Linked DNA regions of Homo sapiens: region 1 is linked to region 2. A link is a contact called in ENCODE Hi-C data. All regions are on one chromosome and are shown on one strand. The core of a region is the stretch at or near the end of the contact, and the rest is flanking DNA. Distances in the headings are between cores, read along the strand shown. Region 1 holds the start of XPC-AS1 (XPC antisense RNA 1). Region 2 holds the start of LINC00620 (long intergenic non-protein coding RNA 620).

Region 1 (2,700 bases), core at 85-2,584, 500 kb after region 2:
CTATCCAGCCTCACCCATCATGGAACAGAGCTCACTAACCAGGCAGCTGCCGGGGAAAGATGCTGACTGTTTTTTGCTCACTAGCCTGTGAGTCCCTAAACCTGGGAAGAACGTTTTAATCCAGCATTACGATGCCAGTTTCATTGGCTCCGTTCCCTCTGGAGGGAAGCCAGAATTGGTAAAGCACTGACTTTGCAAATCCAGTGTAACATCCTGAAAATTGGAGCCACCAGGCCTCAACTCCCAGCAGCCCCATGCCAGCTTTCCATCCCCATCTCTGGAGCCACCCCTCCCCATCCCTGTGTTTAGCCTCCATCGAAGGCCCCTCACGCACACGGGATGGGAGTAGCCGCCATGGAAATCAAAGCCAGTGATGGCCTGGACACAGTCGATGTCCAGCTTGCGGGCCACGCGGTGTAGATTGGGCAGGTTCAGCTGGACACAGCCAATAGGCATCATGCTGGGCAGGAAGAGGTACACATTCCCAAACTCGTTCCGGGGCACCTGTGTCGGGTGAGCAAGTCAGCATTTGGCCAGCAGGGGAACAAGGCGGCCTGGTCCTGAGCCCTTCTGATGCTGCCCTTACCTTCCCGTCCACGGCCACTGGGGGCTGATACTCCTCTGTCTGCCAGTAGCCAAACAGGCCCAGGTCATTTTCTTCCCGCAGCTGGGGCTCAGCAAGTCGGGCTTTCCGAGCACGGTTAGAAAAGCCTTTCACCATCTGCACCAGAGGACACGGCCACCGTTTACAACAAAGGCATCCAGTTCCTCAGCACCGGGCCAGGCACCATGCTCAGTGCCGCATGCCTGGTACCTGGTGAACCCTCAGAACACACCTACCAGCTGGGGTGCTTTTTCTCCCTTTTTTTTTTTTGAGACAGAGTCTCGCTCTGTCGCCCAGGCTGGAGTACAGTGGTGCAATCTTGGCTCGCTGCAACCTCTGCCTCCTGGGTTTAAGCAATTCTCCTGCCTCAGCCTCCTGAGTAGCTGGGATTACAGGTGCCTGCCACCACGCCCGGCTAATTTTTGTATTTTTAGTAGAGACGGGGGTTTCACCATGTTGGCCAGGCTGGTCTCGAACTCCTGACCTCAGGTGATGCACTCGCCTCAACCTCCCAAAGGGCTGGGATTACAGGCGTGAGCCACCGTGCCCGGCTGCTCCCCTTTTCTTACTACAAGCACTAGCTAACATTTATGGAACATTCTCTGTCCCAGACACTATTCTCGGTGTTTTTTGTTTTTTTATCCCCCTGAGACGGAGTCTCACTCTGTTGCCCAGGCTGGAGTGCCCTGGTGTGATCTCAGCTCACTACAACCTCCACCTCCCGGATTCAAGTGATTCTCGTGCCTGTCTCCTGAGTAGCTGGGACTACAGGTACCCGCCACCATGCCCAGCTAATTTTTATATTTTTGGTAGAGATGGGGTGTCACCATATTGGCCTGGCTGGTCTCAAACTTCTGACCTCAAATGATCCACCTGCCTTGGCCTCCGAAAGTGCTGGAATTACAGGCATGAGCCACTGCGCCCAGCCTATCTTCAGTGCTTTATATGTTATTATTTAATTTTTTCAACAAACCCACAAGGTAGGTCTTATTATTGTTTCCATTTTACAGATGAACACCACAGACGGGGTAAATGATTTGCCTAAAGTCACACAGCTCGTAAGGGCCAGAGCCCACACTTTCATCCACTAGCCTATATTCTGTGCTGTCATCACTGATAGCAGTGACTGAGACTGAGAGACAAAGTCACTTAAGAGCTGATGGCTGGTAAGTGACAAGAACCAGGATTTACAATTCAGGTAACTGTCCATCAGTAGAGCCTGTGTCTCAACATATAACCTATGTCTGCTCACACGCCCTAGAAAGCACTGACAGTTCAGGACTCCCAGTGTGCTCCCCAACAGCGTGCAGTGGCCAAGGCCAAGATCTTCCCTGGGGAGTGAAGTGGTGAGAGGGGCGCAGGACAGGCAAGGACAGAGTCACGTAACTCTTAGAGGAGTCAGGCATGGGCGTGCGGCTGAGGGCTGGCCCCTGGGCCTCAGCATACAGACTTCCTCTAGTGCAGGGGCCCACAAGCTTGTTCTGTAAAGGGTCATGCGTGGCCTCCATCACATATTCTTTATTCTTCTCATTCTTATAACCCTTTAAAAATGTGAAAAGCCATTCCCCAGGTTGGGGGTGGCCTGCGAGCTCTCATGTCCATTCCTGCCATGATCTCTGGGCGCACCCTCTCTGTCACCACTTCAGGGACAGAGGGACTCTGAGTTCTGACAACCGTCCCTTTCTGAGAAGCCATTCACCCAGCACACTGTTCAGTAAACTTCCACTGGGATCTCCTGGAGACCAGGCCATGACCCAGTCATGAAGGAGGGATGGAGCGAGGACAGTCTTTGCTCTTAGGAGCTCAGGCTCCTGCAGGGGAAGAGACAGAGCTACGACTCAGCGTGATGAGTACAGGGTGGAACAGGAGCTCAGAGGCAAGCCATTGCCCAGCCCTGAGGACAGTGGAGGCAAGAAAGGCTGCTCAAAACAGGTCCCGCCTGAGCAGAGGCTTAAAGGGGCAAGGGGTTGCCCAAGAGAACAGGGCTGGACCCCACAGGGCACAGAGGTGGGAGAACACTGGGACCTGGGGCCTAAGTCCTCTGGAATGCAGAGGCAGTGAGCACCAGAACATCACTGTGCACCATGGGGAGGGTG
Region 2 (2,700 bases), core at 106-2,605:
ATGAGATACTGCCACGCACCTACTGGAGTGGCTCATATCCAAAGCACTAACACACCAAATGCTGGCGAGGATGTGGAGCACCAGGAACTCACATTCATTGCTGGTGGGAATGCAAAATGGCACAACCACTTTGGAAAACAGTTTGGCTGTTTTTTTTTTTTTTTTTTTTTTTTTTTTTTTTTTTCAGACAGGGTCTTTCTCTGTCACCCAGGCTGGAGTGCAGTGAAGCAATCACGATTCACTGCAGCCTCAACCTACCAGGCTCATGTGATTCTCCCACCTCAGCCTCTTGAGTAGCTGGGACTACAGGCATGCACCACCACGCCCAACTGATTTTTGTATTTTTTGTAGAGGCGGGGTTTTGCCATGTGGCCCAGCCAATCTGAAGCCAATCTGAAAAGGCTACACACTGTATGATTCCAACAATACAACATTCTGGAAAAGGCAAAACTATGGGAACAGTAAAAAGATCTGTGGTTGCCAGGGGTTAGGGGGAAGGGAGCACAGGGGATTACGGGTGGAGTTTAGAGAATTTTTTGGGCGGTGACACTATTCTGTGTGATACAATAATGGTGGATAAGGGTCGTTGTACATTTGTCCAAACACATGGAATGTACAGCTTCAAGAATGAGCCCTCACGTAAACCATGGGCTGTGGGTGACACTGATGTGGCAGTGCAGGTCCCTCATGCACCCCTCTGCTGGGGATGTTGATAGAGGGGAGGTTGTGCACGTGTAGGGGCAGGGAGTGTGTGGGAACTCTCTGTACTTTCTGCTCAGTTTTCCTGGGAACCTAAAACTGTTCTAAAAAATTAAGTCTACTTAAAAAACAAAACATAACAGCCCACTGCGTGGCCCTCCCCATACTCCCAAAGCTCACATTCTAGTGGGGAGTCAGACACAGAAACAGACACAACCATGTTGGCAGTCACTGCAATGATGAGGCAGACACAGGGGGCTGTGGAAACTCAAGAGGGGCCATTATAGTGGCATCAGGGAAGGCTTCCTGGAGGAGGTGTTGCCTCCAGTGGGTTTTGACGTGCAGCAGGAATCACCCAGCCGGAGATCAGGGCAGGCACTGCAGGCAGCATGCTCAAAGGCACGAAGGAGTGAGGTGGTGGGGGAGCAGCGGAAGTTCCTAGCGCAGCGTGGGGGTGCTCTGTGCACAGATAAGTTGCGGGCCGCGGGAAACAGGACCCTGGGGGGCCCCCTAGAGCCTCGCGGAGCGGCTTGCAGAGGAGCCTCGGGGCCACGGCGTGTGTGCAGCGACACCTGGCGGTGGCATGCGGAACTGCGGACGGCTGCGCAGGAGCGGACAGCGGAGAGGCGGTACTGACCGGTGCGAGGCGGTGCTGACCGGTGCGGGCCGGTGCGGGCCAGTGCAGGCCAGGCCCGGCCGGGGCGAGGCAGGTGGCCAGGTCCGAGGACCGCGTCGCACAGCAGCTTTCAGGACCTGGAGAGAAATCGAGGTGGGGGTGCGTGAACGTGGATGGGCAGAAATAACATCTTTTGTACTCTAATTGGAACATAGCATGTCCTTTAATTATGAACGCAATGAGCTATAGTAGCACTACTGATTTCAGAGATGGCGCAATCTCGCTTTCCTTCCTTAGTACTTTGAAATTGCAGTGGGTATTAGACCCGCTGCTAGACCGTGTCATTCACTGGGTTAAGAAGGAAGCCCAGGTAGCGCCACGTCACAGACCCCTTTTAGTATTCTGATAACTATAATTTAAATCTAATCGGCATTTAAGAGCCTACAGGCTTGCCCAGACTGCCAAAGGCGTCTCTGGCACACACACACGCACACACACTAACATGCACACAAGCAGACACACATGCACGCAGACACGCACATGAACACATGCACACGCACACTTGCATGTACACACGTGTGTACACATACACACATGCATGGTTGAGAACCTCTCTGGAGAGGAAAGGCAACACCAGTGTGTCCGCTATGTAGTGGTTTATCAGACAGTTTATTGTGGACATGGACATGAATAAGAAAGGGGCACTGCTAATTAGGCCAAGGCAGTGGATATGAGGTGGGACTGTCCCTAGCACACTGGGACCAGGGCTACCCTGAGGCCTGCAGGACACCGGGAGCTGTGTGTGAGTTTGCATCTCTGTAGGCGCGTGGCTGTGAGTGTGGGGGAACCTGGTGAAACGCATCTGAGGAGGGGAGGGGGTGTCTGCCACTGTTCTGGGTGTGTGTGTATGTGTGTGTGTGTGTGTGTGTATAGGGCATTCTGATCTCTAGTACCTGGGTTCTAGCAGATGCCTGACCTACAGCCCTGTGTTCAGCCTGGTCATTCCAGCTCTCAGAGAGACCTTGCCCAGCCATTTCCTGGGGTAGCAAATGGTCTGGAACCAGTCTGTCTTGCCTCCCCTGAGGGAGACAGGCGGGCTACTTGTGTAGCCTTCTTACCTCACTAAACTCTTCCTTCCTTCCATGATGATCCCCGTTTTACAGACACAGAAACTGAGGCCCAGAAGAGCTGAATATTTGGCCCAGGCCACACAGGGAGTCCAGCCACGGGTGATGAGGGGCTGAGGATCGGGGAGGGACAGGAAACCTGGCCTTTCTGAGCCTTGCTGTCCTTATCTGCTGCGTCAGGAGGTGAGAGGAAGATGTTTGGGGCTGAGCTAGCAGAGAGGACACTGAGCTTTTGGCCTCTCCCCTGTGTAAACCCCA

The links. Hi-C counts contacts between places; a loop is a spot of excess contacts on that map. Pooled maps may share reads with other maps.
Region 1: a loop to region 2 is called in a map of heart left ventricle, with 3 times the contacts of the local background. The contact joins the promoter of XPC-AS1 here to the promoter of LINC00620 in region 2. A Hi-C loop is called at or near these places in 2 of 168 maps with a recorded cell type or tissue (heart left ventricle and naive thymus-derived CD4-positive, alpha-beta T cell) and 4 of 50 pooled maps.

The regions. Positions count from the first base shown.
Region 1 is chr3:14,148,228-14,150,927 of GRCh38, forward strand. XPC-AS1 (XPC antisense RNA 1) reads left to right here and starts at 1,335. Exons shown (of 2, transcript XR_001740603.2): 1 at 1,335-1,375; 2 at 1,615-2,700. XPC (XPC complex subunit, DNA damage recognition and repair factor) reads right to left here. Exons shown (of 16, transcript NM_004628.5): 12 at 587-721; 13 at 335-504. RefSeq lists enhancers at 326-1,010, 2,628-2,700.
Region 2 is chr3:13,649,366-13,652,065 of GRCh38, forward strand. It overlaps LINC00620 (long intergenic non-protein coding RNA 620), which reads left to right and starts at 1,356. Exons shown (of 6, transcript NR_027103.1): 1 at 1,356-1,468. All of the region lies in intron 1 of LOC100293612 (a long non-coding RNA gene), which reads right to left.